2 separate regions of the Homo sapiens genome follow, and region 1 is linked to region 2. Evidence: chromatin loops called from intact Hi-C (ENCODE). Cell type or tissue: heart right ventricle. All regions are shown on one strand. Each heading gives the region's core, and the rest is flanking DNA. Links, peaks and the distances in the headings are about the cores only. Region 1 holds the start of LOC105378029 (a long non-coding RNA gene). Region 2 has its middle 480 kb from the start of MIR4465.

What was found. Peaks named below come from ENCODE experiments on the same cell type or tissue, not always from the same donor. Only the 100,000 strongest peaks of a DNase experiment are listed, where the experiment ranks them.
Region 1: it touches region 2 in a loop (4-fold over the local background); 5 of 110 quality-filtered maps call a loop at or near these places.

The regions. Positions count from the first base shown.
Region 1 is chr6:141,402,775-141,420,053 of GRCh38, forward strand. It overlaps LOC105378029 (a long non-coding RNA gene), which reads left to right and starts at 499. Exons shown (of 3, transcript XR_943077.3): 1 at 499-715; 2 at 796-1,500. In heart right ventricle, for the core only: no CTCF peak of the experiment used is centred there; no DNase peak of the experiment used is centred there; H3K4me3 peaks cover 264 bases; H3K27ac peaks cover 4,574 bases.
Region 2 is chr6:141,153,425-141,170,703 of GRCh38, forward strand. No RefSeq gene overlaps it. Among named protein-coding and RNA genes, the nearest start is that of MIR4465, 480 kb to the left of the region's middle. RefSeq lists enhancers at 64-677, 205-364. In heart right ventricle, for the core only: no CTCF peak of the experiment used is centred there; no DNase peak of the experiment used is centred there; H3K27ac peaks cover 3,840 bases.

The DNA of each region.
Region 1 (17,279 bases), core at 5,054-13,053, 250 kb after region 2:
TATTTAGTACTACGTTTAATATTCACAATTATAAAATAGGAATATTTCTGAAACTGGTCTAATTGCCCCATAGAACTGATGTTTATGGTTTCTTTTGAATAAACATAGAAATTGACCCTCCGAGTCTTGACATTTGAGAGTTACATTTGTCTGAGTTCCTTTCTCAGGAAACCAGCGATCAGGACTCTCAGATAGTATCAAGGAACTGAACTTTACCAGATCACCACATCTGGACAATAAGATGCCACACCTTCACCCATCATGACTGCATAATTGACCACCAGCTTCCTGTTGACAACCTCTCTTCCTTACTCCTTCCTATTTCCCACAAATGGTTACCTTTCTTCCCTGTCATGTAACCCCCAAATTTCAGTCAGTTGAGGAGATGGATTTGAGACTAATCTCCCGTCTCCTCAGCTGCAGCACCAGGTTAAAGCCTTCTTCCCTGGCAATACTCATTGTCTCAGTGATTGGCAAGACCTAGACCAAACCCCTGGCATTTTGGTACGCTGATCTGGAATGCATTGCTTGTGGCTTTGCTGTCTGCTGCAGGCTGGAGGAGCTTAAAAGCCTTTCTAAGTAGCTGCCTGTCCTTTTAGGACTGGATGTAGGTTTCTGCCTCTCTTTTTGGCCCTGGCATTGCTGGCCCCAACCACATTCCTGATTGCCCGGGAAGAACAGCCTTTGAAATTCAACATCTGCTTCTGGGTAGTTGGTGAGTGTCCTCTCTGGGCCCAGACAGCAGGATCTGCTCCTCTCTACTTGGGAAACTTTTAAATACATTTCTGTTTGCAGGTTGAACAAGCCCACCTGACCAAGAGAGGGAAGCACGCTAACTGTTTTCAGTTTGGACACTCTTGGGGGCTTTTTAGTAATTGCATGTGTTTCTGAGCAAGTGAGTGTCTTTTGTGGGTACCAGACAACAGGATTGCTCCTCTCAACTAGGGACAGTCTGAAGAATTTTGGTGTGCAAATTCATCAAGCTCACCCCATGGAAAGAGGAAGCTCCGCTGTTTCAGTTTGGACACTCTTGGGGTTTGTTGGTTGCTGCAGCACTTGGATTGTATTTTGGTGATTGTTTGTGTATGTCAATATAGCCATGGGAAGTAAGAATTTGATAAGCTGATAATCTTATGTAATACTGTTTGGCCTCATATCTTTGAATCTGGATAAGTTTGGCCTCTCCATGTGCCTCGTTTTGCTGCTGAATGGCAAAGCAGGGTGGAGTTTTGTGTATTCAGGCTTTTATGCTGTTGTTCAAAGCAAGGTCAGGCTTGATTAGTACATGATGTTCTTCTGTGGTTTTTTCTGGCTCCAGTCATCCTTGGAGTGTGGAGAGATTTAGCCTTTAAAAATCAAAATGCCACAGAAACTGCTATACCCAAAACTTTGGTTCACAACCTTCATTGGATTGCCTATCAGGTCAAAAGAAGTTTAGCCATGTGAACGTGTTCATAAGCCTGTGAGTTTGTATTGGTATCTCATGGCTAGAGTTCCAAGGTAAAAGTTATTGGATCTTTGTTTGCATGTATGTATATATGTTTAGATGTGTTTACATGTATGTATATTATTTCATATGTTGTGTCTACCAAATTGGCTTATAAATAAAAGAGCACTCCTAAATTAAGTCCAAGCAATTTTCAAGTTCATGCGACTTAAGTAAATCTTTAATAAACAAGTTGACTTTAAAAGTACTGGTAAAATAAAAATTTAAATGTCATTGGAATTGTCAGTATATATTTTTAACTTGGTTTTATATTTGTGTCTGCTAGATATTTTGAGGTGTCAGAGTTTGGCACAGATGATTATAAATCTATAAACCCAGCCAATACAAAAATAATCTTTGTTTCTGTGATTTTTTTTATAAATAGACTAATTTAATGTTGTTGGTTTAATGAATACAGCTTCATCTTCTGAGTTATTAGTGAAAATACCCATGTATTTAACTTTAAAATTCTTACTAAGATGGACACTTACAATTCACAGGTTACAAAATAGTTAACAAGGAAATGACTAGTTTGGTCTAATATCTTAGTTCTCATAAATAATCTAGATAACCTGTTTAAAAAATGAAAGAATTGAGTACATGTAAATGAAACAACTTATAGGTTTACTTTTTGTATAATTTTAAATTTAAAATTATTTTTGATGTTCATTAGGTGTCTGGGTCATTTCTAATTAATAAAAGGTCATGATATTGGGAAATATGCTTCTAAAAATTGTGGAATGTTCTCATCTATAAAATACTAACATCTGATAACTCAAGACTTCTTGCTTACTAGGTTTTCACTAAAATTTAAAGCTACTAACAATAAGATTTCTAGTTAGTGTATAATTCTGTATAAAAAATATGCCAAAAATATGTGTTCTTATTAACAAAAATAATAATTTTGTCTAATTCAGCAGTTATCTAAAGGTTGATTCAAATTATGGACTATGGTAAATTTTTGTCCTAAAATAAAATAATTGGTTATTTTAAAAATTAGGACAAAACAGAAAGTCCAAGCATGTCCAATTTAGTTTTTTTTCCCTGTTTCTCTGTGTCTATCTTCATGCACATACAGAGAAAATAGAAAATTGAAAAAATTTATGTAATAAAATACTCTTGAAAATCCAATAAAAAATTAGAGAAATTTGGCTAATTAATATTGCTCATAGTTAAAGCTATTAGCATTCATGAAGTTAAAATAAAAAATATTATACAAATTACATTTGAAATTTGGCAATCATTTTTTAATATAGTTAAGCATAGAGCCAGATTTAGCATGGAGCCAAATTTCACATAGATGTTTGCATTGCTTTGTTTCACACCGTATCTGCTATTCTGCATGTACTAAAGTACTTACCATTCACATGTCTGAAATATGTTTCTTAATTGCATGAAGTGTATAGTGGTGTTAGTGGACTTACAGACATTAACTTGCATATCAATAAAAAAAAAATCCATCCTGTGTTTTTTTTTTTTAGGCCCTAGGTAACACTAGCCTCCAAGGTAAACTGAGTAGGTGAAAAATTGGGAGTTGATTTACTGTTTATTTGTTTTTGCTTCTAATCTTAATTTATTTGATGTTTGTCCTCCTTTGGATTTTACTTATATATACACATATAAAACCATCTATGTTTTTTAGTTTCTAATGGAAGGCTTATATTTGGTTCTATGATTAGTCATTTCATTTCCTATGCATTTCCAACAATTCATCATTTGCTCTATTTACCTAAAATACCTAAGCTACCTTGCTCAAGCCATTTAAAATCGGATTGACTTTGCTTATCTCTTATATAGAGAGCTGTTAAGTTTCCTGGCATAAAAATAAAGGATTTATAAGTTCTGAACAGAAATAGTTCATTATATATTTTTTATTTAGAAAACTAGGTAACAGTAGAAATGTTTAAGTGGTGTTTATTTCCATGGTAACTCAATTCTATCAATAATTTGGGTTGGCTTAAGATCTTTTCCTTCAAATCATGAAGGAAAACTTTGATGTGGGTACTAAGTTTTAATATTCAGGAAAGATTGTCCTTGTCATTATCGAAATTATATTGATTGGGATTGCTTTCAAACTACTTTAGTTGTGCCTACCATTGTTAAAATTAAGTGACATTCACTTGGATTAAGTAGCAGTTTAAAAAAACATGTTCTAGTGATTTTTGAACCTAAGCTTTTATCAAATATGAGAATATTCTATTGATGTTTGGACCCAAGTCTTCTATCACTGTTGGGTTTTCATATGTGTACTTGAAAACACATGTTGCGCTGGTTTAAAGATTCTAGTGGTAAAAGTTACCTAATCAGCCATCAGTACTATATGTGAAAACCAATCTTGGAAATGTGTGACAATACACTTTTAAAATAGCTGAACAGGAATTATTGTGTGTTTGTTCTTACTTTGCCCTTGTTTTGTTGTGTACTACTGAAGTGAAAGGAGATTATTCGTCCTCATACTGAACTTCCAAAGCTGATATTTGCATTTGCCATTTTTTTATGGAGAGAAGTTAATGATCTTACTTTGATAAGTTTGCCAAAGGACTTATCCCATTTTTATGCTTTTGGTATAGTTCTGTAACTAGAATGCTAGCAATTAGATATATGCAAGAAGTAACCTAACCACTTTAATATAATAGCTTGAAGTGCTGCAACTGGACACCAAATGACAGTATTTTAATTTGTGACATTGTTGGAGAGAATGATAGGAATTTCTGCAGTAAAAATGTCCTATTTACTAATCCTTATGCTGTTAAGTTGCAAGGCTTTGACTCCTAGGTTTGAAAAAGGCATCAACTCCTGATAAATCTTGAACAGTGATGCCAATCAAAGCCTTGTCTTTAGACGTGGGAGAAGATGATAATAAAAATGAACTGCTTTCATGAGACACAAAGCCAGAAATGAAAACTATTCAATCCTTCTAGGCTCAGGAACTATTGTAGAAGAGGTGGGTGCATGAGAATGTAAGGGCCAATTTTGAGGGACAAAATTAGTTCAGAATAATATACCAAGTGCACTGATTTAAGGCCAGCACCTAGACCCATGTGGCAGAATAAGAACATTTTCTTAGAGCATTGATTTTCTCTGCAATAGAAAATTACAAAAATATGAAAGGTTAAGGAGATCTTACTTTATGGTCAAATTACTTTAAAATGTGAGGTGGTGTTTACTTTTCTTTGGATTATACTTAAATAAATGTATTTTTAATGTTTGTCTCAGTATTGTATGTGATTCCTGAAATTCTCATATGTATTAATACATGTTGTAATTATTATGATTATTATGTTAAATTTTTGTATGCCACAGAAATAACCAAATTTCCTTGTCAATTGTGTTTGTCCTAAGACTTTTGTCATCCACAATTCTTTGGCTTTGATTCTTCTCAAAAAGCAACTTATAAGCAGCTATAGTCCAAGACTTGCTTCTTTGGGGGAGTTCATGAAAAGGACTTCTGAATGTGGGTTTCTGATAACTTTGGAGATTGTGCCATTGGACTAAAGAGAAAACTTCCAGGACTTGATTTAAAAGGCCAATGTGTTTATAAAGATTGATAACCCAATATGAACAGAGCAGGAGTTGATTGTGTGGACTGAACTAATGGAGGAAAGAAATAATTTTTATAGCTTTTTTGAAACATTGCTGAGTCTGTTTTGTTTTTCAGAGCCTGGAGGAAATGTTCTTTTGAGTTATTTATAGCCTTTAACAACTGAGGAGAGTACACTCTTTTTAGAAGAATTTTAGGCATATTTCTCTCTTCCTGATTTATCCAGAATTCAGAAACTATTTGTGAATATTCTGAATTCATGGAACTGCAGTTGTTTGCATAAGTTCAATAAAAATCTGTTTTCTTTTATAACAAGACAAAGTTGGAGGAAATGGTTATTTTCCCTAGGCTTTGACTGAAATGGCATGTTTTCAGATATAAGCAGACTGTTTGGAGAAATTGATACTAACTTTATACAGCCAATGAGAACCCCTTAGGACTGGCCTGGCACTTCGTCTACACAGTTCCTTTGCAGGGTTCCTTGTCTGTGGTTAGTGGAGAGCATCACTTTCTGACAGGGCCAAGGAATCTCAAGTTGCTGAGGCCTGAAGAAAAGAGTTCACCCAATTCATACAGGTATCTGCAGGTGCAGATGGATCCTTGCCTGTGCTGAAGATGCCTGTGGAGGTCAAGTCTGATCCTTGGTTCCAGCAAAGCCAATTTAGGAGAGCCTATTTGGACAATGGAGAGCCTATTACTGAACTTTTTGTGGGTAATCAGGCCAAGTACAGTGGGACTGAAGCTTATTTTGCAAGTAGACTGCAAAATAGATCTATCTTTGGTGGAAGTGGGGAACTGGAGAGAGAGAGAGATTATGTTTTAGAAGAAAATTATAGTATAAGATTAACCTCTGATTTGCTTATTGCCCATATTCACCCGTGATGTGTAGAGTTGTCCACACTGCCCCTCCCCAGCTTGAGGCAGACAGAAATATTGATGACCAGATTCTCCATGATTCAGGAATTGATAAATAGAAAGGGGGGCACTGAAACCAGCTCAATTGTCCCATGGTACTAATGTTTATGGTCTCCTTTGAATAAACATAAAAATCAATCCCCAGTCTTGAAACATAAGAAAGTTAAATTTGTCTTATCTGAGTTCCTTTCTCAGGAAACCAACTATCGGTCCTCTCAGATAGTATCAAAGAACTAAAATTTACTAGATCACCACACCTGGACAATAAGATGCAGACCTGTCATCCATCATGACTACCTAATCTAACTACCTGCATCCTGTTGACCAAACTCTCTTCTTTACTCCTCCCTAATTCCTGTTCTCCAACACATGGATTCATTTCTTCTCTGCCATGTAAACCCCCAATTTCAGTTAGTTGTGGAAATGGATTTCAGACTAATCTCCCATCTCCTTGGCTGCAGCACCAGATTAAAGCTGTTGTCTCCAGCAATACTTGTCTCAGTGATTGGCTTTCTGTGTGGTGAGCAGCAGGACTTAGACCAAACCCCTGGTGTTTCAGTAACATTGTTACCTTCAATGTTAGTCAATACATCTTAAACATGGAAAGATCACACAATAAATGACAAAACTAGCATTAAATCAAACTCTTTTGGATTCCACAGACAGTGTATATTCATTCCATAACTTTATACTGCTTGTTAATTATTCAAACCACCTTAATCAGAAATTTCCAGTTTCCAAAAATTGTATTATACTCAGGTTGGCCCTAGGTTTATGAATCGTTTGCTTGTTTGTGTATGTCCTTAGGGTAGCCTTCAGTCCTTTTGTAGAGCCCTAATATGACTAACCCACCAAGAATCCATGCCATCTTGATTCTAATTAGTTTAGTGAACATTTAGGTTCTCCAAAAGCAAATTCTTTGTATAAGGAGATAAAGGAGTGAGCAAAAGTTTCCTCTGTTTGGAGATTGCAGGCAGTGTGGCACCCAAGTAATGAAAATAATAGTTAACAAAAAGTATAGGTACAAAATCAAACCAAAACATCACACAGAAAAACTAATATTGCCTTGACTCTCATAGTTCCAGCTAGACTTTTGAAAGAATAGTATCACTTCATAGCAACTAAAACACTAGCTTTAAAAAATTAAAAGTAACCACTAGGGGCTGAGTACCCTGGCTCACGCCTGTAATCCCAGCATGTGCTTATAATCCTAGCTACTCAGGAGACTGAGGCAGAAATAGTGCCTAAGCCTGGGTTTTCAAGGCCGTGGTAAGCAATGATTGTGCCACTGCACTCCAGCCCGGAGCCAGAATGAGACCCCATTTCTTCAAAAAAAATGAAATAAAAAAATTAATTCAATCAATCAATAAAAATGATCTCCAACAGGATCAAGGTAGATGATAATGAGAAATAAGAAAAATCCACTTACCCTTTTAATTGAAAAAATGCTCAGCATTACTGTATCTAGTTTTTCTTTTTAAATTAATTGGTAGAAAATGTAGTCAGAGGCTCTAAACATATTCTGCAGGGAGCAAAACAATAATCTATATGAAGATTTTTATTGAGATATTATATACATTTAATAAAAGGTACACATCATAAATAATGTATACTATGTTTTCACAAGTGTATACACCTGTATATGCACCCTATAAACCAAGATATATCACTTTTCCTTAGCCACAGGAAGTTTCCTAGTCCCCCTTCCCCAGAAATTTCCACCATTATCAGGAGAGACTACAGGTTTTGTATCTCCCATCATAAATTAGTTTTGCCTGTCCTTGACTATAATATATAGACAGTGAAACTTTAATGTACCTGTCGGGAGCATCAGTATCATGCCCCATTTTATACCAGATAAATATTCATTGTTTATCAAAACATATCTATCCTTGTTACTGAAACACCAGGGGTTCAGTGTAAGTCCGCCTGCTCCTGCACAGAAAACCAATCACTGACACAAGGAAGAAGGCTTTAATCAGGTGCTGCAGCCAAGTAAATGGGAGATCTGTCTCAAATCCATCTCCCTGATTAACTAAAACTAGGGGTTTATATAGCAGAGAAGAAATATAATAATGTGTAAGAAAGCAGAGACTAGGGAGGAACCAGGAAGCAATCATGATGAAAAATGGGTCCGACATCTCATTGTCTAGATGCAGTTATCTGATGAGTTTCAGTTTTTTGATACTTCTTTTGAGAGGCCTGAAAATCTTTCCCTGAGGAAGGAACTCAGATAAAACAAATATAATTTTCAAGCTTTAAGATCAGAATGGTCAGTTTCTGTTTATTGAAAAATAACTATCTATAGGACTATTGGGTTGGGATCATACATCTTCATGTATATGGACATTTAATTTTTCTCTGCTTTGGCATTATGAATGAGGAATCTATAAACATTTTTGTATGTGTCTTTTTGTAGATATCACCTTTTGTTTTTCTTCATTAAGTAAGTAGCTATAGAATTTCTAGGTCATTTGATAAGTGTATGTTTGATGTTATAAAAAAATCTTTGAAACAGTTTTCTATACTCATAAATTTTACAGTGATTTGTTAAAAATATTCAATTGGTTTGCATTCTTTCTAACACACTCTCAATCTTTAGCTTTGGCCCTTCTAGAAAATGTGAAATGCTTTTTCACTGGTTTCCCTGAAGTTTAACGGTGTTGAGCACCTTTTCATGTGTTCATTAACCACTGAATTATGTTGCTTTGTGAAGTGTTTTTTCATGTCTTTTTTCCCCCTTTTTGATTGGATTGTTTTATTTTATTATTAGGTTGTAGGAAGCATTCAGATATTCTGGGTATACAAATGCTCTGTCAGTTATATATATATGTGTATATATATATATATAGAGAGAGAGAGAGAGAGATACGTACATATCTGTCAGAGTATATATAGAAATATAAAATACATATGACAGAATATATATAGAATATATATGACAGAATATATATAGAATATATATATAGAATATATATAGAAATATAAAAATATATATGTGAATATCCAGATATTTATATATAGAGAGATTATGTATATATGACAGTATTTATATATATGCACCTGACATATATATCTGTTTTCTACCCAACAGACATATATATATCTCACAGAAAATGTTCATTTTACATATAGATATAAAATATCTGACACATATGTTTTATATATATAATGGACATTTTCTTATATATGATATATATATTCTTATATATACTTTATATATAAAATATTTGACATGTAATATCTGACAGATATATATATACATGTATACACACACACACACACACACACACACACATATAATGAAAATTTTCTTCTAGTTTCTGAAACTTTTTTCATTTTCCTAATGATGTCCTTTGAGGAGCAGAAATTTTTAACGTTTATCAACCTCAATTTAGCTTTTTTCTTTTGTATCTAATGCTTTGTTTTTTATTGTATAAGAAACTCGTGCCTACTCCAAGTTACTAAGGATATTTGTCTAAGTTTTCATCTTAAATGTTTCTGTGTCTTGTTTTTAGATTCAGGTTTGAATTATTCTTTGTGTATCAAATGAAGTAGTTTTTGAAGTTCACGTCATTTCATACAGATATGCAAGTGATTCCATGGTGTTTATTCAAAATACATTATGTTCATTCCTCTTCTAAATTCCCATTTTGACTTTGTTCAAATATCTATCCATCATATACATGTGTTTTTTCCCTCAACTGTCTATTCTTGTTCCTTGGTCCATTTGACTATTCTTACTCCACTACTACATATTCTTAACCACTGTTTCTTCACAGTACATTTTAAAACAACATGTGTAAGTACAGCAATTTAATTTTTTAAACAGTTTTGAGTATTCATATACATTTTGGAATAAGCTTCTCCAGTACTCCATATTAAGCACACTTAGATATTATTTTCATTTTTGGAATCTAGGTACAGTTTACATTTAGTGTGTTGAATAGACATCAAAGTCACCGAAAATGAGTTTTGACAAATGCATATGTAACCCACAACCCCCTCAAAATACAAAACATTTTAATTACCTCAAAAAGATTGCTAGTCTCTTTCCCAGACTCCTATCTCTAACCCAGGAGGTTATCAATGTTCTGATTTATTTCACCATAGTTTTTTTTTGGTCTAGATATATATATCTAGATATTTATATATCTAGATATATTTTATATATATATCTAGATAGTTATATGCACATAGGATGTACCCTTTTTGTCGGTTTCTGTTGCTCATATTATGTTTTGAAGATTTTTTTTGTGTGTGTTTATGATTTTTTCCTTTTATTGGTGGCTTAGATGTCATTTTATGAATATAACCAAATTTTAAATCAATTCTTCTGTTAATGAATATTGGATTGTTTTCTATCTAATTTTTGACTACTATAGACAAGTTTGGGATTAACATTTAAATAAATTGTATGGAAATATGTTTATTAATTCATTAAGCTTTTCAAGTAATCACTTTCATTCATCAGTTTCTGTTTTTCTCTGGTATTCTGGGCATTGATAAAACTGCAGGGTTATGATACACTGTGGGGTTAGCTAGCTCTAAGGATTTCAAAAGAATTTTTCCAGGAATGGCCTGATGATAAGGCTGGGAGCATGGAAGTTATCTCCTGTCTTTTCTTAGTGTGTTCCAACATCACTCAAAAGTGCAGTGGCAGTAGCAGCTTTGCTTACCAGAAGTCTGGCACTTGCTTAGAGAGGCCAGCACTGGCAAAACTGTGGTTTATTGAATAGATTAATCGCCAAGATGCTGAGTATCATGTCAGGCATTTTGTAATACAACAGGGTTACAAGCATGGAAAAGGCAATTACAGCCTTCAGGAAAATAATATTCTAGAGGCAAGGAAGACTTTACATGGATAATCACCATGCAATGTGACAAGTATAATGATAAATTCTTTACCAGGTAGAGTAGCAGAAAATGAATAAGTATTTCAGTAATAGTGATTGATTCCTAAAATAAGTTTTAAAGTGTAAGTGGGAATTTTCTAGGCTGAAAGTAGTGCCAGTTGCAGGATTCCAAGTAATGAAATCAAAACCACAGAAATGGAGGCTAGAATTAGCATGTTGTGTGCAAACACAATGTATATATTTTTATTTCACTTAACATAATTTCATTAACATTCTTCATATTTTTGCATAATCTGCATAATCAACATGTTTAAGAGCTGCATAATAGTCTACCAAGTTATCATTTAAAACATTTTGAGGATAGTGCATTGCTTCTTTCAAAAGTTATTTCAAGTTTTAGAAATAAAAGATTATTAAAGTTAAATCATATAATGGATATAAAAGATTTACACTTTTAGGATTATGCATTTTATTATATTATTTCTTCTTATTTCTTCTCACTATAAAAGGTTTTGTGTATTTATTCTTTGTAAATATATAACAGGCAGTATTATTCTTACTCAGCAGAGTCTTGGTATTTTAAACTCTAGAGGTCATATCAAATATTTTATCCATAAATACATCATTTTTGTGATCCAGTCACCACTAAAGTGAAAAAGATTGAAGTGAAATTCATATCCTACAAAGCCCTCTTCCAAAAAGTAAATCTTGCTTGTCAAAAAACATGTATTAGTTTTTAACCATAATTTTTCTGTGGTTCAGATACAACAAATAGTTTCATGTGTTTATGTACCCAACTATCCTCCTCCATCTACCCTCTAACTATCCTCTATCAATCTATTTATAGACCATATATACATATTGTGTTGAGGTCTTTAATGAACCAGATTCTCAACTGAAGTTGAAAATATGAACAACCTTATATCCATTGAGCCAATGTGCTCTATAGACGAAGAAATTTAAGGTGAATGAATGTTTTCTAGAGGTGGTGTAGTAACTGGAGGCAAGAGTATTCAAAAACATAGAATAAGTATGCCTATTCCAGCACACTGGAGAGTTTGTGTTTACCACCAATTATTTCTTTTTGTTTGATTACATAACTTCATTGAGACAGTTTAAATTGAATGGCATCTATTTCTTGTGGAATAAGTTCTTTACACAACTAGAAACTTAATTTTGCTTGCATCACCTATAACTAATATACCATATGAAAGATCATTTTTAGATATCTATGTGGGCCATTGAAGTATCAAGTAATTTTACTCACTGCCTTGAGTTTTCTCTGTTATTTGAAGCCCAAACAAAATTAAATTGTACTTTCTCATTTTGGAGAAGAGGATAAGGGAATGGTTGAGATTATCTTTGAAAACTAACAAGTTAATTAGAAAATGAATCGTTTGTATTTATTTATTATTTTTATAAAATCTCTTGTAGATACTAGGATATACATAAAGACAATACAAAGCAAATGAAGTTAGAATATGAAACTTAGAACTTATAAGAAAATGGTAGTAAGGCCACTTAATGCTAAAAACAAAGTGGGCATATAATATTAGTGCTTTGTTTCTCAAAAAAAAATTTTATATTATTTTATATTTTTATTTATTTACTTATTTTGAGGCAGAGTCTCTCTCTGTCACCCAGGCTGGAGTACAGTGGCATGATCTTGCCCCACTGCAACCTCGGCCTTCCAGGTTCAAGCAATTCTCCTGCCTCAGCCTCCTGAGTAGTAGGGATTGTAGGCACGCCCCACCACACTTGACTAATTTTTGTGTTTTTAGTAGAGACAGGGTTTCACCATGTTGGCCAGGCAGGTCTCAAAATCCTCTCCTCAAGCGATCCGCCTGCCTCGGCCTCCCAAAGTGCTGGGATTACAGGCATGAACCACTGCAGCCGGGTTCAAAAAAACATTTTAGGTAAGAAGTGTAATTGACATGCTATGTTATTTCAATCATAAAACAATCAAATGTCTCCTCTTTTCTGAGTGATTAATACAAAAGATTGGCTACTATTAAAGTCTTATTAGCTTAGTTTTCTGGAATTAAATTTCGAATTTAGATTTTATTTTCTCATTCTTTAATGTACCTTTCATTTTAGTATCAGGATATTTATATCACTTATGATTTTAAAATATTAAGGTAGTTCTGGACTTCTATTTGCCTACATGATTCAAAGTTCTTTGTGAAAAAAAATCAACATTTATTGTTAATTATTCTTTTTGTTTGCTTGTTTTGTTTTTAAGACAGGGTCTGGTTCTCTTGCCCTGGCTGGAGTGCAGTGGTGCAACTGACTCACTGCAACACCCACCTCCAGAGCTCAAGTGATCCTTCCACCTCATCCTCCCACCTCAGCCTCCTGAGTAGCTGGGACTTCAGGTGCAAACCACCACACCTGAACAATGTTTGTATTTTTTGAATAGTCAGGGTTTCACCATGTTGCCCAGGCTGATCTCCAACTCCTGAGCTCAAGTGAGCTGGCCGCCTCAAACTCCCAAAGTGCTGAGAATACAGGCATGAGTCACTGTGCCAGACCAAATATTCTTAATTCTAAAAGAAACGTGGTCCCACTCACTCTGTAATATTGCTATATAAAATTTTAACTCTTTGATACCAGAAAACTGATGAGGATTTTATGACAACTAAAAATCATCACCAGGTAAGTCTCCTTTCCCAAAACTACTATAACACTCTACAAATTATTAATAAGTTGAGCAAGTAGCTCTGGATTTGAGGAAATTATCTGTAATTCTTCTCAATAAAAGAAAGTCACAGAGAGTTTTAAGTAAATGTGTACTTCCTATGGATTTTAGTAGTCCACAGTGTTTTCGTTTATTTTTGTGATCATTTGTTTGGTGCCTACATTATGCTTATTTGTGCGTGGTACACAGATGGAAGATGTCCACCCTGACACCAATACTGGAAGATCTTCATTTCAAGTGGTCACAGCCCTCCCTTTTAAGATCTTGCAGCTTAGATAAAATGTACTTTAGAAATGGAGTCTGACATAATTTGGGTCAGCACTGGATCCAATTAACTATGGGCAGAAGGAAGCATCCGAAATGATATGATGCTTTTTTGGAAGTTGGAGCACATTAAAATAAATGAGGACATAGAGTGTGGTAGGGAACTAACTGTTTATCCAGAAGTATTAGTGTTTATATTAGAGTTTATCATTCTATATGCCTTTCACTTTTGACTCATATTTTCAGCAATAATACACATAAAAATAAAATATTTGTATAAACTCAGCTTTTCTTTTAGACCCATTCTGTTAGAACTTTTCTCTCTCAGCAAGTGAAGAAACACAACAGCAAGCCTTTGCTTGGCCTAGCACATGATCCTCCCTACGTGCAGAGTGAAGCAGGGCATTGGATCTGCTAACATCATTCAGAATAATGTTTAAAAATACTCATCATTGGCCGGGCGCGGTGGCTCACGCCTGTAATCCCAGCACTTCGGGAGGCCGAGGCAGGCGGATCATGAGGTCAGGGGATCGAGACTATCCTGGCTAACACGGTGAAACCCCGCCTCTACAAAAAATACAAAAAATTAGCCGGGCGCGGTGGAGGGCGCCTGTAGTCCCAGCTACTAGTGATGCTGAGGCAGGAGAATGGCGTCCCCGGGAGGCGGAGGTTGCAGTGAGCCGAGACAGCGCCACTGCACTCTGGCCTGGGTGAAAGAGTGAGACTCCGTCAAAAAAAAAAAAAGAAAGAAAAAAAACCTCATCGTTTATTTTACCCTATAAGAAAAAGGCATGTGTATGTATACTTGACCACATGCTGTTTTGTAATAATTTTCTCATGTTCTTTTTTCCCTCTTAGTAACTCAGAAGCTTTTGTTTCAAGTGCTACCTTTCATGTATTAACAAATCTTACGTAAAATTCTGAGCCACACTTATTCTTAAAAGAGGAATCAATAATAGTTTATGCTTGCCTATATTACATATTATTATGAATAATGTTCAATCCTGATAGAAAGCAAGATGCTGGTTCCCTCCGTGGTGGAGTAGTGATTGAGAGGGTATATGTATTCTATTATTGATTGATCTGAGTGTTGATTCCCTGGGCATATTTGCTTTTTGAAAATTGCTTGAACTGAATAACTATTATATGCATTTATATAATATTTCCTTGTAAATTTAACTTAAATTTGTCTTTGAATCACTAGCCTGTAAGATATCATGGGATGTTTAATATCATTAAGATTTCATGTGTATATATGCAGTTTGAAATAACAAACAATTTCAATTTTGAAAGAGACAGAATGTTATTTAAGTTGAAATAGAATCATCAAAATACATGACATTCTTATTTCTCAGGGGTGTGTGTGTATGTGTTTGTGTGTGTAACACATTGTCAAGGAGGTGTTTTAGCACAATGTTTTTAAAAATTCATTTTAACTGCCTGTACCTACTTTTTATTTTCTTTCAAAGGCAGGATCCTCCAAAATGTTTTTCATTTCTTGAAAAGTAACTTAGCTTCCACAAGAATAATAAAATAGACAGTATAGCAGGATACCCTACAGCGAACTACCATGGCAACAGATACTTTGGCCGAATCTTTCTAACCGTGGGCAAATCTGCCCAAGGCTGTCAAATCCAGTATCTCCAAATTGCCATTGAAAATATTAATGTTGCAAGAGGAATAACATTCTGTTTTGGTCATACATTTACTTAAGATAAATAACCAGCCATCGTGAATCACGGAGAAATCACGTGACCAAGCATTATATGTATATTGAAGTAAATATTAAATATGAATCATTTATAATTTTATTAAATTACTATATGGTAAAAAATATCGATTAAGTGAATCAGCATGGAGATTTTTATCCAGTTATATTAGTTTACAAAGTTCTGACAGAGCAAAGATTAGAGAATTAAATACTAGGTTGTAATTGACTCTATATGGTAATGTATCTACCAGCATAAAATGTATTTATATACATTGTTTAACTTTAATACTCATCTTCTTCAATTCAGTATACTCAGATATGTCTTCCTGTTGATCGACATCACTTATGTTTCACTGCTCCAGGAAGATTTAGGATAGGTGGCTGGGCAGACTGGAGGGATTTGGTGAAGAGAAACTGAAGAGGGGAAAAGGTAGAAGGAGAGACGAGGGAAAGGTAGGAGGAGAGAGGAGGGAAAGGAAAAGGAAGTGTGATCGTTAATTTTGGGGGTCAACTTGACTGGTTTAGGGAATACCTAGAGAACTGTTAATGCATTAATTACTTCTGGATGTATCTGTGAGAGTGATGGAGTCTGTGGACTGAGTGAAGAAGATCTGCTCTCGATGTGGGCAGGACCATCCAATTGGATGGTGGCCTGGAGAGAACAAAATAGTAAGAAAGGGTTTCAGCTCTCACTGCCATGGAGCTAGGACTCTCTCTTCCTCTTGCTCTTGGGCATGAGAATTCTAGGTTCTCTGGCCTTGGGACTCCTGGACTTACAGCAGAGCCCCCAACTCCCTGCTCCCCCACCCTCCCCAGTTTCTCAGGTCTTCAGCTTCTCTGCTTCTGAGGCTTTGAGATTTGGAGTGAGGCTGGCAACCTGTATCCCAGGGTCTCCAGCTTGCAAACAGCTTGTTGTGAGACTCCAGTCTCCATAATCCTATGAACCAATTCCCCTAATAAATCACTTCACACTTATGTTTGTTTCTATCTATCTATCTATCTATCTATCTATCTATCTATCTATCTATCTATCCATCCATCCATCCATCCATCCATCCATCCATCCACCTACCTACCGTCTATCTGTGCTATTGGTTCTGTCTCTCAGGAGAACCCTAATACCCAAAGTGAGTTAAATTGTAAGAAGGAGAAAGAGGAGATGTGGAAGAGGAGGCAGTTGAGGAAAAGCAGTGAGGAGACTTAGGATGATAAGCACTATATTCCTAGCTTCCCTTATGAATGGGAAAGTCCCCATGGGAGGAAATTCTGACAAATGGAGTTTTAATGAAAACGCTCTGTGAGGACTTGTGATATTTTCCTTTAAATGAAATTTAAAGAGCCTTTTTCTCTTTTCCTGAATCCTAGAATAACTTTGTGAATGGGAGCCACATGCAACAGAGAAGTTACAAGGGGTTGAGAGGACATAGAACTAAGCAACCGTAACAGCAACCCCCATTACCGTTCTTCAAATGTTTCATGTCAGGAAAAAAAATGTCTGTATTGTTTATGCCACAATTTTTAGGTCTTTCTCACAGCCAAACCTATCCTAACTAAACTGAGGCACATTTAACCTCCCATGTGCCAGATATAGAGCTGGAAACTCAGGATACAAAGGTGACTTTTGAAATCTGGAGACTGAGGATTAAATATTAAATCTAGTGGAATGAACAGTGATCAGTGTTGCAGTATTACCTGCAATGTGGAGTGCTGTAAAATGAGGTCTGGTAAAGCTTTGTCAGGAAGATGAGCCTTGAATTGACACTTGTCTTAAGGCAGGCCTCATGTCAGAAAGAATAAACTCATTGAAT
Region 2 (17,279 bases), core at 5,909-13,908:
TCAATACTTTTCACTATTGACATACTCTAGCCTTTACTAGTGAAATGTTTGTTTTTGTGATTTTTATGATATAATAATAATTATATATTTGCTCTTTGTCCCTGGTTCCTGGCACAGAACTTCTAAAATTGTTGTAACTTCCTGAGTGGTAGGGGTGATTGAAATGTCTTTGTTATTATATCCGCCCCCCCTCCCCCGCCCCCCTACCCTGCAAACACCCCTGTTCCTGAAATAGCTCAGAAGCATAAAGATGAAAGGAGTATCTTTTGTTATTCATAACAAGCCCCTTTCAACTCTACCTGAGTTTATGTTAATGAGGTGACTTTTGGAAAGTACCTAAGAATACAGGCCTGGTTGCCAAGGGAACCAATCCTGTAATTAGAGGTTAGAACATTCAGCCCCATCCCCCAATCTTCAGAAAAAGGAGTGGGGTTAGAGATTGACTTAATCACCAAAGGCCAATGATTAAATCAATCATGCCTTAATAATAAAGCCTCCATAGAAACCCTAAAAATGGGTTTGGAGAGCATCTGGGTTGGTGAACAAGAAGGCTGCACATGCCAGGAGGGTGGCACACTGGAATGGAAGTTCCTGTGCTTGGGACCCTTCTGGATCTCACCCCATGTATATTTTCTTCTGACTGTTCATTTGTATCCTTTAAAATAGCATTTGTAGGCTGGCTGTGGTGGTTCACACCTGTAATTCCAGCACTTTGGGAGGCCAAGGCAGACGGATCACTTGAGGTCAGGAGTTCAAGACGAGCCTGACCAATATGATGAAACCCCCTCTCTACCAAAAATAGAAAAATTAGCTGGGTGTGGTGGCATGCACCTGTAATCCCAGCTACTCAGGAGGCTGAGACAGGAGAATTGCTTGAACCTGGGAGGCGGAGGTTGCAGTGAGCCGAGATCACGCCATTGCGCTCCAGCCTGGACAATAAGAGCAAAACTCCATCTCAAAAAAAAAAAATTTCTAATTGGTAAATAGTAAGTAAACTGTTTTCCTGGATTCTGTGGGCTGTCCCAGCAAATTGTTGAACATGAGAAGGGAGTCCCATGAAACTCTGACTTGTAGCCAAGTTGGAAAGAAGTTGTGAGTAACTAAGGGATCTTCTATTTGCAACTGGCATCTGAAGTAAGGAATATTTTGTGAGACTGAATCCTTAATCTGTATGGCCTGTTCTAATTCCAGGTGGTCAGGGTCAGAATAGAGTTAAATTGTAGGACACCCAGTCGGTGTTTGCTGATAATTAAGTAATTGGTTGGTGTGGAAAAAAAAACAAAAACAAAAACACTGTTGTTTAGAACTAGAATGAAAACTCCATGAGGACAAGAGTTCTGTCTGTTTTGGTCACTGTTTTGTGCATATAAGAAACTACAAAGCCCACCATTATTCGATTAACTCATCTTTTGCATCACAATTCCTTTTCACCAAGAGAGTGAGCAAGTCTGATTATTCCACCTAGAATCTGATAATTCCACACCTGTGGCATTAGGGGCAGGATTGAATGGAAATGGAATATAGGGTTCCTAAAAGAATGGAGTATTCAACGGAGGAAAATAGAGTCTAGCTCATTATTACTCTGTGAAATAAATTCTCAAGATCTTCATTTTATTAAAAAAGAAGGAAATGATCAGGGAGTTTGAGAAACTTATTCAAGTACCTAAAATAATTATCTGATTGTCAACTGAAGAATGACAAGATTCATATATTTGAAAAGGAGGACTTTATTTTTCATGAAGTGTTGTGGCCTGAAGAGTGGCCATTCTGGCAGACTGAGAAGAGTAGCCTATGGTCAGAAGCCAGAAACAGACACTTTGAGACAGGGACAGAGGGAAGAGGAACTTATGCTGAGCAAGGGGACCAAATATATGTATTTAATAAGCTATATGAGGAGTAATGAATATTTATGAAAGGAGAAACATACGCATGTGCAATTGAGCTTCATGATTCTCTATGGGATCCATGTTCAGAACATAGAGATGTTAGCATGATCCAAGGGTGGAGTTTCTGGCCCTCTCATGTCAAAAGGTGAAGCAGAGGACGGGAAAACCATTACTGATCATCCTCTGTAGACCGGCCAGACCCACTCCATAGTGGATGGTCTCCTACCAGGAAGAGATGCTGATGGGTTGTTTTGTTGGAACTGCAAAAGGAAGGGGCAGCAGTCAGGCCGTTGGTTATACCAACGGTGGAGTCTTCCGAAAGGGCTGGTTTCTGATTAGCCCTTATCGAAGAAAACCTAATGGTGGTTATCGATGGAGAGGCTATAACAAGGTGTATCTGACCTCCCATGTTGTCATGGCTGAGAACTCAGTTTTCAAGGTTGCCTGGCCAAGAAAGGGTCCATTCAGTAGGTTGTGGGACTTAGAATTTTGTTTGTATTTCTCAGATAGAAAATGAACATAACCCCAAGACTTCAGATTCAGTGATTTTTTTTCACAACTGCAACAACAGACTAGATAGAAGTTCTCTAAAGAACATTTCACTTCTTTTAAGATCATGCATGCTGCCATACATGGCCCAGGAATAAACTACACCATTCACTGAGGATAGGTCCAAGGGAAATGGCTAGAATTCTTACTATAAAATTCCAGATTGGGAGAAGAAGCAATATCACGTGGATCAGGCTTCTTGGAAAAGTGAAAAGATTCAATTTATAAAGAAAGTAGCAGTAAATTAGACTAAAATAAATGCATTGGGTATTTTGTCTTCAAGAGATGTTTTTCAAATTTAAATTTTGGAAATCTAGAGAAAGGGCCAGGTGCAAATGGCTCATGCTTGTAATCCCAGCTCTTTGTGGGGCCAAGGCAGGCAGATCACTTGAGGTCAAGAGTTTGAGACCAGCCTAACCAACATGGTGAAACCCTGTCCCTAATAAAACTACAGAAAACATTAGCTAGGTATGGTGGTGCATGCCTGTAATTCCAGCTACTTGGGAAGCTGAGACAGAAGAATCACTTGAACCTGGGAGGTGGAGATTGCAGTGAGCCGAAATGTCACCACTGCACTCCAGCTTGGGAGACAGAGCAAGATAAACAAAAAGAAAAGAAATCTAGTAAAAGGTTTCTCTCTCTTTCTTTCTCTCATCCTCACATCTCTCTCGCACGTGTGAGAGAGGCAAGACATGGTCTCAAAAATATGTAAATATAAACATATGTGTGTGTATGTGTGTGTGTATATAGATAGATAGATAGTTTTTTTAATGGTTTTTTTTTTTTTTTGAGACCGTGTCTTGCCTTGTCACCCAGGCCAGGCTGGAGTGCAGTGATACAATCATGGCTCACTGCAGCCTTGACCTCTCAGGCTTAAGAGATCCTTCTGCCTCAGCCTCCTGAGAAGCTGGGACTACAGGTACATGCCACCATGCCTGGCTAATTTTTAAAATTTTTTGCAGAGATAAGGTCTCACTATTTTGCTCAGGCTGGTCTTGAACTCCTGAGCTCAAGCAATTCATCTGCCTTGAACTTCCCCAAATGTTGGGATTACAGGCGTGAGCCACTGCACCCAGCCTATTTCAATATTTTGAATACATTTCAGAGTTATTTATTTAAATTTACATACACATGCATTAGTCAGGGTTCTCTAGAGAAATAGAACTAATGCTATATACAATATAATATTTTAAATGTATTATATATTATAATATATATAAGAGAAGACTTATAGGAATCGGCTGATACAACTGTGGAGGCTGAGAAGCCATAATCTGCTGTCTGTTTGCTGGAGAACTAGGAAAACCAGTGGTGTAATTCAGTCTGAATCCTAAGGCCTGAGGACAGAGGTCCCAATGGTGTAAGTCCCAGTCCAAATCAGAAGCCCTGAGAACCACTGAGGTTGGAGGGACAATGGCGTAAATCCAGGAACAAGCCTGAAATCCCCCAAACAAGAAGTGCCAATGTCTGAGTGCAGAAGATGTATATCCTCACTGAAAAATATAGAGCAAATTTTGCCTTTTCTCTGCTTTTATCTTCTATTCAGTCTCTCAGCATGTTGGATAATGCCCACGCATATTGGTGAGGACCATCTTCTTCACTCAGCCTACAGATTCAAATGCTATTTTCTTCTGGAAACATCCTCACACACAGACATACTAAAAAATAATGTTTCACCAACTCTATGGCATCCCTTAGTCCTGTAAGTTGACACATAAAATTGACGACCTTAACATATTATGTGAGGACATAAATCAATTTAAAAAATAATGCTAAAAAATGAGATAATATGTGAAAAACTTATTAGACCTGGATTATTTGACTATATAACAAACAAAAATATTAAATATACATTATATAATGTGAATCTTTTGGAAAAATATTTAATGTTTTTAATGATCACAGCATTGACATTTAGCATTTATGGCATCACTCTTATTTTGTCCTATTTAACCTGTTGGATATTATTTTTAACACTCTACAGTTCTGACCACAAGCATTAAAACTTTGTCAGAGGCTGTTAATAATCATTCATCTTTGATGAACAATTGATGAGATGAAATAAACAAAAATTAGGGAGAGCTGCATTTATTTGGATGGAGAAAAAAAACCATTTAAAAAATCTGAATTATTAAACAGTTTTATCTTTTTGCTTGCTGGCATAATCCTACATCATCTCCATTTGAGGTAATATTCTAGTTGATGAATGAAGGTTCTTGCCTATTGAAATAATGAGTATCTGAAACATTCAAGTCATTAGGAGTTGTCCTGAAGGCTGTCTGCCCCCATGGTCCTAAGACCACTCATTTATAACCTGCCAAAAAGTGGATGAATTTTGAGGATTTTAATCTAAGACTCAGAATATACAATAGGAAGGCAGACTTCTTCCTCGTCAGTTTGTACACCCTGTGCCTATACATTAATTTCTATATAATTTAAGATTTCCAGGGTTTCAGTAGACAGTGTTAATGGTGTGTTGCTTCATTAGTGAGAAGATTCAAGGATCTCAAGTGCAAGAAGATATTTAATAATGGATATCACTAAATATCTACTTACATGCAAAAATACACTCCCTAATTGCATGGGATTACAGGGGATTATTAAGCCATCTTTTATATATCAATATTGGTGAACTATGCTTTTTATGTAGAAAATTGCTCCATGTACTCCATTATTTATAAGCCATGAGTATTAAAATGGTCCTTAAACTACATCAGATGAACAAAATTTAGAAATGTATCTCATGACTTATTTTGGAGAATTTAATCCTCAACATTAAAGTTAAAGAAATCTGCCTGCTTTTGAGAATCAAAAAATCCTGAATATCTTTCAATGTGTACTTTATATAATTACTCAAAACTGAACAACAACAACAACAACAAAATAACAACTAAGACTGAGCCACTGTTAGCTTTAGCTAGTGTTTATATTACCATCTTTTCTATTTGTTCTCTCTAGAACTGAAGAACTCTTTTTGCATGGTAACTTTGAACTGAATCACTTGCAGGCAATTTACAAGGTAACCTCAGTGTCTGAGGCAGCAGTAAATTTCCAGCTTACTGAATTTTGCCTGTAGTAAAGTGAAGATAGAACAGACTTGTTTTCTGTTCTAAATATAAACACAGCAGTTTTCCCTGTCAGCAGTTGCTATTCAGACGCATGTATGCTCTTCCACTTAAAATTCAGAGCCATTTTTCTTGCTATTATTGGGGCTCAGAAAATGACACCCCAAAGTAAAGGCCTCAGAAGCAAAGTATTTCTCTGAGGAAGGAATGCTGCACAGAGAAGCCAAGAAAAATCCTGTAAACCAAAAATAAAATTTTAAGCACCTCAGCAAAATGAGTGGACTGCCTCTTTGCCAAGGGGACTGCAGAAAAACCTGAAAAATCTAATTGCCAGCCATGACAGGTAGGGTGGTCAACACATCTTATTATACCCCCGATCCATTTTGGAGTTTAGATACAACCGACTAGCATTGATATGCTGATCATAAGATGAACAAAACAGACTCTATGTGGCAATAAGTTTCCACTTTTGACCTGAAGCTGATATAGCATCACATGAGAACATACCCTGAAGGAAATCAAAATGTTTTATTCAAAAATACATTTTTCTGACATATTTAGAAATGGCCCCGCAAACCCTTCTTTTGTGGGGGAAATTTGCATCTGTGGAGAATCTCCATTAATGCAGCCGGGTCTTGTCTTTCTAGGTCTTTCCAGAATCTAGGAAAGATTACATGAGAGTCTGACACATTTAAGGTTTGAAAAGAGACATTTACCATCTATTCTCACTGAAGGCTGCTATCTATGAGGCTTCGTCTACATAGTAAGAACCATGGCTTCAGCAACCCCCTTATCTTAAGCAATTCTTTCTAATGACTCCAAGTCTTTAAATAAAGCTTGACTTTTTCAACCAATTGCCAGTTAGAAAAATCTATGAATCTACCTAATTGCCCCCGCAGCCCCTAACCCCTAGCACCTGCTTCAAGATATTCCATCCCATTAGGCTGAACCAATGTACACCTTCCATGTATTGATTTATAATTATATGTACAATTTCTGTCTTCCTAAAATGTATGAAACCAAACTATAACCCAACTGTCTCAGACACATTTTCTCAGGACCTCTTGAGACTGCTCCCTGGGCTGCGGTCACTCATATTGTCTCAGAATAAGCCTCTAAATATTTTATGGAGTTTGTTTTTTCCATCAACAATCTGAACAGATAGGCCTTGCTGGGTTCTCTCCTCAGTCTGTTCTTATTAGATCATACCCTTTTTGTCCAATCACAGTTTTACACAGTTGTCCATTCTTCATCAACTCTAGGGATAAAGATAGTTTTCCTAGGGTCTTTGGTCTTCATTCTGAAAGCTTCCATAGTATGTAAATCTGTTATGCCTTTCTTTTATTAATCCATGTTTTGTTATAGTCATGTTGGCTGTGACCCTTATAATGAGGAGGAAAGATCACCCACCCCCTTTCCATCTTTACACTATCCTTAATCATTTTAGTGCATTAACATTCAGGATATTAACAAGGTTAAAGTAGAAATTAGTATCAAATTTTGTGACTGTTAATATTCTTTAAACTAATCTATACCTTTGGAAATCAGAATAGTAGTTATCTGGAAGGCACAGCCAGAATATGGGAGGTGCCAAAGAGGGATTCTGTTTTCTGATATTAATTCATTCTTTGATCTGGGTCTGGATACACAGATGTAAATCATTAATCTGTGTGATCATCTGCTGTTCACTTTTCTGTGTGTACATATTACTTTACTAGTAAGTTTATATATATAAAAAAATGTTCCTTTGCAGCCACTTTTCCAAACAGAAGTTAAAATGATAGAGAAAATTAGATTTCTTATTCAAGTTAGATTATTCTGGGATATTTTAATAAAATAAAGGCAATAAGCTCTATGAAAGATAAAGTAATATGGACAATACAATATTAAATGTCAACTGAACTGCTGCATTATTCTCTTTTTAATTTTTAAAAAGGAGAAGGCTGGCATGAAAACAACCAGTGCTTGAGGATAACTTTATAATTTATGACCTTGTGCAAGATTATTGTCTGCTAAGTCTTTCTTAAAATAGATGCAAATATATGAAACAATTTTAAGAAAGATTTTTTAGTCAGTAATATTCTTTGTTAAGTGTGATTATATAATCATATTATTCTAAATAATTATATTATTTCATAATTTACAATGTTTTATATATAATATAATTAGAAATATAATATACTTAGATGTAATATTGTAAATAATTAGGATAACCGATCGTTATTATTACTTGTTGACAAAACTCAATTTTGGAATCTTTCTACTTTCTTCAATATTGACAGAATGTCTCATATTAACTTTTGAAAATGATTTATTAATTAATTTTGAAGACTGCACAACTACATTAAGCCCTCTTAATCAAAATATTTTAAAAATGTTAAGCTATTTTTTTTGAGACAGTCTCATTCTGTTGCCCAATAGTACAATCATAGCTCACTGAAGCCTCAAGTGCCTGTGCTTAAGCCATCCTAGTGCCTCAGCCTCCTAAGTAGGTAGAATTACAGGCATGCACCACCACACCTGGCTAATTTTGAAAAATTTTTTGTAGAGATGGGGTCTCACTATATTGCGCTGGCTGGGCTTGAACTCCTGGCATCAAGAAATCCTCCTACTTCGGCCTTCCAAAATGCTGGAATTAAAAGTATGAGTCGCTACACCTGGTCAAAGCTGATGATAATATATTGAACTATTAATAACTTGATGGCAAATATCTTTATATGTTTATAATGTGTAAAAATTTAATGAAGAAAATGTGACTTGTTTGGGGTAACCATGATAAAAGAACAATTCAAATGCCTCACATTATATTATGATTTCTTTTTTTATCTCAGCTTTATTGAGGCATAATTGAGTTATAAAAATTTTATATATTTATGGCCGGGCGTGGTGGCTCACACCTGTAATCCTAGCACTTTGGGAGGCTGATGCGGGCAGGTCATAAGGTCAGGAGATCGAAACCATCCTGGCCAACATGGTGAAACCCCATCTCTACTAAAAATACAAAAATCAGGTGGGCATGGTGGCACGCACCTGTAGTCCCAGCTACTCAGGAGGCTGAGGCAGGAGAATTGCTTGAACCTGGAAGGCAGAGGTTGCAGTGAGCTGAGATTGTGCCATTGCACTCCAGCCTGGTGACAGAGCAAGACTCCATCTCAAAAAAGAAATATATATATATATATATATATATTTAAGACATACAACATGATGTTTTGATATATGTATACACTGTGAACTTACTGCCACTATAAAGTAAATTAACATATTCATCATCTAACATAGTCACAGTAGGGGCCAAGGCCCTTGGCCCCTGGGGGCTCACTGAAAATGTCGGACGTGGCAGATTGATTAACACGAGAAAAGGCATCCAAATTTATTTAATATGTATATTAAAGCATTCAGAATAAAGACCCAAATTCCTAATGAGGTACAGAAAATTATATGTCATCTCAAGGTTACAGAAAGAATGAAGGCTTGGATCCTGGTAAAACAGGTTATGAGAGATGGGGGAGGAGAAATTCTATTGAGGGGCATAACTGATTACTAAAAAGAGTGATTGGATCTGGAACAGAAATTAACATGTGAATAGTTCTCTCTGGAATGTAAATGATCCTTGGAGACAGTAATTATCTTGAAAAAGGGTCTGTTCAGGTATGGTTACATTTTTGGTCTTCTTTCCTGTCCTGGATAATGAAATAACAGGTAGAACAGGAATAATAACAAGAACAATGTTCTCATTCCCCTTGGTGGGTCATCCTATCTTCATGTAGATGGGAAAGTCTCTTCCAGAGCCTGTTGATCTGTAAGAATTTTTAATTTAAAATAGCCATTACTCCAGAGAGCCACATTTTGGGGTAAAATGTTATAATTTCCTTCATTACCGTTTGTGTGTGTGTGTGTGGTAAGAACATGTAAGATCTATTCTCTTGGCAAATTTGAAGTATACAATAGAGTGTTATTAACCATAGCCCACCGTGCTGTATTAGAGCTTCAGAATTATTGATCCTGCATAACCAAAAGTTTATACCCTTTGACTAACATCTTCCCATTTCCCTCTCCTCCAGCTCCATATCCCTTCCCCTAGCCTCTTCCCTCCCCAACCCGAACCCACCATTTTTCTCTCTGCTTCTGTGAGTTTGATTTCTTTAGTTTCCACATACAAGTGAGATCATGTAGCATTTGTCTTTTTGTGCCTGGCTTATTTCACTTACCATAACATCTTATTGAAAGTGCCCCTATAAACTTTATAAAATTAATCAGGGAAAGAGAAAGGGAGAAATAAAAGTAAATCATTTTTGCAGCACATTCAGTATAAATCATTAAGTCAGTTTACTCTCTGACCTGCTTGGTTTGGTGCCTATTGTCCTAGAATCATGTAGACTGTGTTGCAAGATTATAATTCTCCTTAACTGCTCTATAGATAATAACTTGAACACTTTGAAATGTTAAATTTTCTCTTTGAGTTATTCCTTCAGGTCCTGCATACTGATGAAAGTACTGACATCAGCTGGTCAAAATGATCCTGCAAGAAGCCAGCTCACCAAAGAATGCAGTTTCTGTATCCTGATGATTTCACCCTCCTTACACTGACAATCAATGACTTCAATTTTCCAGCCCCTGACATTCCATGATCTCCTTAAAAAACCCAACCTAGAACTTTTTGGGGAGATGAATTTGAGGAGCTCCTCCTCTCTCCTCATTCAGTGTCCTGCAATCATTAAACTCTTTCTCTGCTGCAAACTTTGCTGTCTCAGCTTAATGGATATGTTATTGCACAGCAGGCATACGAACCTGTTGTTCCTATAACACTATGATTCCTATCCATCAATCAATCATATTTATATTTTAAAAATAGAACCAACTCTTGCTTGAGGGACTTCAAGACAGAAATATCAGGGAGTTCCATATGATAAAAAAAAATGCATGCATTCCTTGTTCCAGCCATTCATTACTTTCTCACCTGAAATATACATTGAACATTTTTTTTCCAAACTAAATTCCTAAAATTGTCTATCTACATCAAAAACCCTCCCTAAGATAGGGTTTTACAGAGCAAATCACTTTGCAGAGGAACATCAGAACATGTGTTTCCTATCGCCATGATAACAAATACTTACAGAAGAGCCAATGAAAAGCTATAGTAATTCAAGTGAAGTGGAGATTTTGAGTAAATGTCTAGATTGCTCATTCACAGCTCTGGGCTGAGTAGAGTTATCAGCCAATAAAAACTTACTGCCTGGTTTCTTTGCTTTGTCATTCCATGTACCTATAGCAGTGTTAAGCTTCCCCTCTGTGCTGGACAAGCAGGTTTCACTGTAGTAGTCACTGCAGTGCATGCCTGGAAAGCCCATCTAGGGCGTATACACCAAACTGCTAGCAAAATAGGGCTGGATTGGAATTAGAAGCTTGATTTTTTTTTTTTTTTTTTTTTTTTTGTCCAGGGAAGGAAACAGTACACAGCCTAGAAGTTTTTTCATCTTCATTTAAAAATACAGATAAAATTTAGCTGCTAGAGCATTGCTCAATCCCCCACCATCTCAATGAATTCATACTGTGTAAATATTGTGATCTTAATAAATAAATACCGAAGCACAGCTGGCGCCTGTAAGATATCACTGTTGGGTTGCTGTGGCCCTGTTATCACCAGAGGGTGTTGCTAATTATTCTCGGAATTGAGGCCCTGGCATTCTAGGGGAAAGGAAAGCAGAGGAAAGTCAACAGAGGTTGAAACAAAAATAAAACATTGTTTGTTTCAGTCCATAGCAAGGGCATTCTACCCTTGTGAAAATCAGAAACACATATAGTATAGGTATGCAACTGTCTTTTCTCTGTAAAAATGATTCAACAACACTATTTATTTCAGCCCTTGATTGCATTCCAGCTGATTAAAATTCACACCACTTGTTTGTAAGGGCAAGAGGAGATAATTGGGGTGTTCAAAGGACAGCGCAGGAGAACCTGGATGTTTTAAATGAATGAGTTTACCAAGAGAAAGAATGTTTTTTTCTTCCCCCTTGCTTTCCTGGCAGGTGTGTTAATGACCTAGCTTTGCACATTGCACACACAAGAGGTTCATTGCGTGTATCTGTCTTGACTTGAGAAAGCAGATGCTGTTTAGACATATGTCAAGTGGAAAAGAAGCTGCATATGAATTGCTATGTTCTTCTTTTGAAAATGCCATGGTTAATTTTTAATTGCTGGTAGCAAGGTAGACCTGATGACCACAGCATTCCACTCAGATAGAGTTTGTGCTGGCTCATCAGATTATTGCTGCCTCTCAACTAATTTATTTGACTTTGAGCCCAACAGTAAGCAGAGAGTACTGTTAAAGAGCTTCTGGCACTGTGGTGTTGTGTTAAAGAACCTGTTCTCATTTACTGCTCTCAGCATTTCATTGAACAACAGGGAGGTGTGGCTTCAGAAAATACAAATTACCATAAGTAGAAATCAGGTTCTTTCTTTTAGTTCTTCCCACATCTCTTTTCTAGTCTTCCTCTTGGCAACCCTCTTCCACCATTGTTAAAAAGATTTAGAGTCTAAGACAAGATGATTTGGAGCCAGTTGTTCCTGTGATTCTCAATGAGGCATCTCTGTCCCCTACAATCTATTACAAGGCCTGAGACTGTTGGCAATCCCCTGCTGCTTTATTCAAGAATGCCTCAACTGGCGGCATTCTGGAGCTTTTCTAGCCCAGGGAAGAAAAATGTTCAATACTTACTGAAAGTGTGGAGAGATTTTTGTCCAGCAATGTATGCTTAAAAGACACTCGAATTGTTTCATAGTTCTTATTCTTGCCTAGATTGTTTAGCCAAAATCATTCTCCATGTGATTGTGTATTCCAAATAAATTCATAAACCAGATAATAAAGCTATTAATGCCTGAAAGAGATTGCATTTGTTTTGACTAATTCTATCTAAATGTTGTTTCTACAGTTGCCTGCTTGAGTCACTATATTAGCAAAGTGATATTCATTTCAATTAAACAGGGAAAGCAGCACTCTCAGAACTAGCATCTTGCATGATTTTCAGGCATAACAAACACTGATGTCAGGGGGACAATTCAAAAAAAGGCAGCCAACATCATTAACTTAATGAAATTATGATCACAATATGTGATATTTTGACAAGGCCAACAGTATTTCTAAATCAGATCTCAAATGGACCAAACTATTGTCGCTAAAATTTAAATTATAGACCTTCCACCTCACTTCTCCCAACTCTCAATTTGATCTTGACTTACTCTTCTTTCAGGTTCACTTCCTTGGCTCTATTACCCTGACTTTAATCCCAACCTTTGGTTCCTCTGAACTGCACTCTTCCTAATTCTCAATAGCATTTGTTTGTTTATTTCTTATTTCAGTTGTTGTTGTCTTAAATTGATTTTCTGGACTCTAATTCCTCTCTCAGTCAGAACTCTCTGAGTCCGTCTGAGCCATAGGGAATCCAATATTTGATCATATTTCTAATTTTGTTATTAGTAGCCAGTACAACCTTGACTGTGGGAAGTAGTAATTTTGGAAATTTAGATGTATTCTAGTTCAAATGTTTTCCAACACAGGCATCACATATAAAATTGACCCACTAATTACCCCAATAAGTCTCTGCGTTAAGTGCCTGCAAAGATAGAAATGCCATTACTTTCCAAATGCAACTCATATCATTTTGGAAAACCCTCATTATAGCAAATCCTTATTTATCTCGAGCCACTATCTTTCTCCCCGATGGTCCTCTACTCCAGCGACATGAAATCAACGTGAGGTTTCTTTGAATTAATCATCCTTCAACTATTAGAAAAGTATTTTGTTTCCATAAAACTATTTTCTTTCTAGGAAAACATCCTTACATTTTCAATAATTCTTCAAGTAATTTAATATTAAATTTCCTCTCCTCATCACTCTACAAATATTTCAGTTCATTAGCTTCCTTCTTAAAATTCAATTCCCAAAGTAAACACAATTAGAACGAACTGAGTATCCTTTTAAGAATTCTTAGTGTCAAGTATGCTTAGCATATAAAAGAAAAATATTTCAGGAAATAGGTGTTGGGATGCAGAAAGAAGACATGGCAATCTACTTGTTCTGACAGACCATCTGCTTGTTCTATAATCTCAATCTCAGGTAAAATCTTCAAAAACATCATTCATATCTATGTAAGTGGATTGCCGTAAGAATTAGAAATTACAGGTAGTAGTAATTAGTTTTATATTAGGTACGTAGTAATGATGAAGATGTTGATAGCACAATTATCTCCTTTTGTTTTGAATCAAATATTTTTGACATTGATGTCTAATATCCAATTAGAGATTTTTGTTCCTTTGTCGTTTTGTTATATTTTTTTAGCACTCATGTTGTATGAGATCAGAGAAGAGACTTCGTAACTTTCTGGATTCACAGAACCCTCAGTCTCTCAATATTTTTTTCACACTGATTACAGGACAAAAAAAAAACCCCAAAAAGCTAACAGTTATGTTTAGTAAGTAGAAAGGTCCAAACAACAATTATTTTTGTTCTAAGAACACAGTATCCATTTGAAAAAATAATAGACCTGAATTGAAAAAAATACATACTTATTTTATTTTTAAATAACCAAAATTACTTACTAGTGGGATGAATGCACAAGTTGGGCACTGTACAACTTTTCAAACGTTGGAGAGTACCACCCTCATTTCCTATAGTACTTGCTATAGATCACAGCAAAAATTTAAATCCCACCTTTGTAAATATGACATTTTCAAAATGAATGTAGAAAAATCTAATGTCTAGTGGTTTGTATGATATATCTGTGGTTTCCCCTGAACATTTAAAATATCCTGTGACATCTCCATGAATTTCTTTGTTAGAAAGGTCACAGACAGGTACAGAATTACAGGGATTATATTTGCGAGTTTTTGTTTGGGGACAGGAAGGAGAGCTTAAGAATCATAGGCATGAAGTTTACTAACATAGCCAGTTTGTTTTTTAATGTATTAGCTTTGATGAACACCAATCATCCCTGCAGAGATTTGTAATATGAACATAAGAATTTCATCACCCCACTGAGAGGTGACAAAGTGCTAGCAGCCCTCCCTCGCTCTTGCGCCTCCTCGGCCTCGGCGTTCGCTCTGGCTTCGCTCAAGGAGCCCTTCAGCCCGCTGCTGTGCTGTGGGGGCCTTTCTCAGGGGCTGGCCGAGGCCAGAGCTGGCTCTGCTCGAGGGGAGGTGTGGAGGGAGAGGCACGGGCGGGAGCTGGGGTTGCAAGCGGCACTCATGGGCCACTGCGGGTTCCAAGTGAGCGCGGGCTGGGCAAGCCCTACACTAGGAGCCACCGGCCAGCGCCTGCTGGGCTTGATCAGGGGAAGAGCTCCCTCTGGGCTGCCAGAGTGCCCGGGCTAGGTGCTGCAAAGTCCCACAGCCAGTGCCATTGAGAGGTGAAGCCGACTGGGCTTCTGGATGCAGTGGGGATGTGGAGAACTTTTCTGTCCAGCTAAAGGATTGTAAATGCACCAATCAGCACTGTGTCTAGCAAGAGGTGTGTAAACGCACCAATCAGCACTCTGTGTCTAGCTAAAGGTTTGTAAACGCACCAATCAGCGCTCTGGGTCTAGCTAATCTGGTGGGGACTTGGAGAACTTTTGTGTCTAGCTAAATGTCGGATGGGGACTTGGAGAACTTTTGTGTCCAGCTGAAGGATTGTAAACGCACCAGTCAGCACTCTGTGTCTAGCTAAGGGTTTGTAAATGCACCAGTCAGTGCTCTGTGTCTAGCTAATCTGGTGGAGACTTGGAGAAGTTTTGTGTCTAGCTAAAGGATTATAAACGCACCAATCAGCACTCTGTCAAAACGGACCAATCAGCTCTCTGTAAAATGGACCAATCAGCAGGAGGTTGGTGGGGCCAGATAAGGGAATAAAAGCAGGCCACCCCAGCCAGCAGCGACAGCCCACTCAGGTCCCCTTCCATGCTGCGAAAGCTTTGTTCTTTTGCTCTTGGCAATAAATCTTGCTGCTGCTCATTCTTTGGGTCCACACTGCCTTTATGAGCTGTAACACTCATTGCGAAGGTCTGCAGCTTCACTCCTGAAGTCAGCGAGACCACAAACCCACCAGAAGGAAGAAACTCCAGACACATCTGAGCATCTGAAGGAACAAACTCCAGACACACCATCTTTAAGAACTGTAACACTCACCGCAAGGGTCCGCGGCTTCATTCTTGAAGTCAGTGAGACCAAGAACCCACCAATTCAGCACACACCACTACCATTAAATTTTTTTTGTAAAATAGAAGTAAACTTCCATCAGTTGATATATGTATGGATCTTAATTTGCCACCAAATCTAATAGGTCATTGTCTACCTTCACGCTTTATGTAGATTAAGTCAGTCATATTAAAAACCATATATAATCACTGTATCCCATGGTTACCTGTTAATTATGGTTGAACAGCAATGGACTTAGACACGGTATCCCATTAAGTGATTTGAGGCAATGTTACCCTTCATGAGATAATGATGCTTTACACAGTATTTCTCATTATTATCCAAAAAAAGATAAAAAGACATCTTTTGACAATTTCAAGGCTGGCACTTCATATTCCTATTTTTATGGAATTGGGATTTATAAGATACTGTAGTTTTCTTTATGTTCTGTTTGCTTTTCTGAGATTGTGAACAATAATGCAGAAATGTATCTCCTGGGGTGTCTCTGGGGAATTCCTTGCATACTTGTTAAGAGAGGACTGCAGGCTGGGATCATCTTACAGTTGTTAAGAGTGAAGCGTGTGAGCTATCAAGCACTACACTTCTGAGACATGGAGAAGATTCTCTCAGGCCACCAGTGTGTTTGGAATAGTTCATTAGTAGACACTATTCTCAGGTAAATTCACAAAGAAGCTTCTTTTTCCCCAACTTGCTGATCCCTAGCTATATAACTGCCAGCACTGTGATTTTTGCTAATTTCTCTAGAATGCGTTATTTACCTCCATGTGGCCCCTTCAGCAAGGTAAAAATCTAGTGGGAGAGCTTCCAAACTAACTTACAATGTTACTTTGTAGCATCAGTGGGCTTTTTAAATTTTAAATTTAATTTTTTTAACTGAAATACTAAAGAATCAGTCCCACAGATAAAAGGACAGCAACTCTAAAAAAAGTAAAATTTACTGCCTTGTGAAAAATAAAGAACAAGACAAATACATAATTAATAAACTATGAAAACATTTGCCCTAAATGATATAAAAACATTGTGTACTTTTACATGTTAAATTATTTTTCAGTATAGTTTAAAAATGAACATGATAAATATCTCAAAAGATGTTTCAGTTATTCTTAAAGGTCTCTTGCTTAGGGTTTCATTCTTAAATCTGTATCTTAGATTCTAACAGTTGATTTTCCACATGATGGTCATTATCAGCACCAGAGTTTTTGAATGCTCCTAAATGCAGTGCTTTGAACATTTTATTTCATACAATATTTTCATTTGATATGAAATAACTGTTCTGTAGTATTAATTATATGACTATACTTATTTTATCTAGATGAAATCTTCACTATAAAGCAATGTGTGTGCCATAGGTGCAGCCCTACCTCGGTCACATTGCTTAGATCATAATACATGTCTCTCACATTATAGCTCTCCTTTCTCTCCCCAAACAAAAACTCACAAATAAAATCCCCGTAAATCTGTACCTATCTGTGACCTTTCTCAACAAGGTACACTTTCATATTTACAAAGACTTAATATATATTTTGTATAACCCCAGATTATTTTGTCACCCTTTTCATGTACCCTCCTCACATCCACAGGACTCTCTACT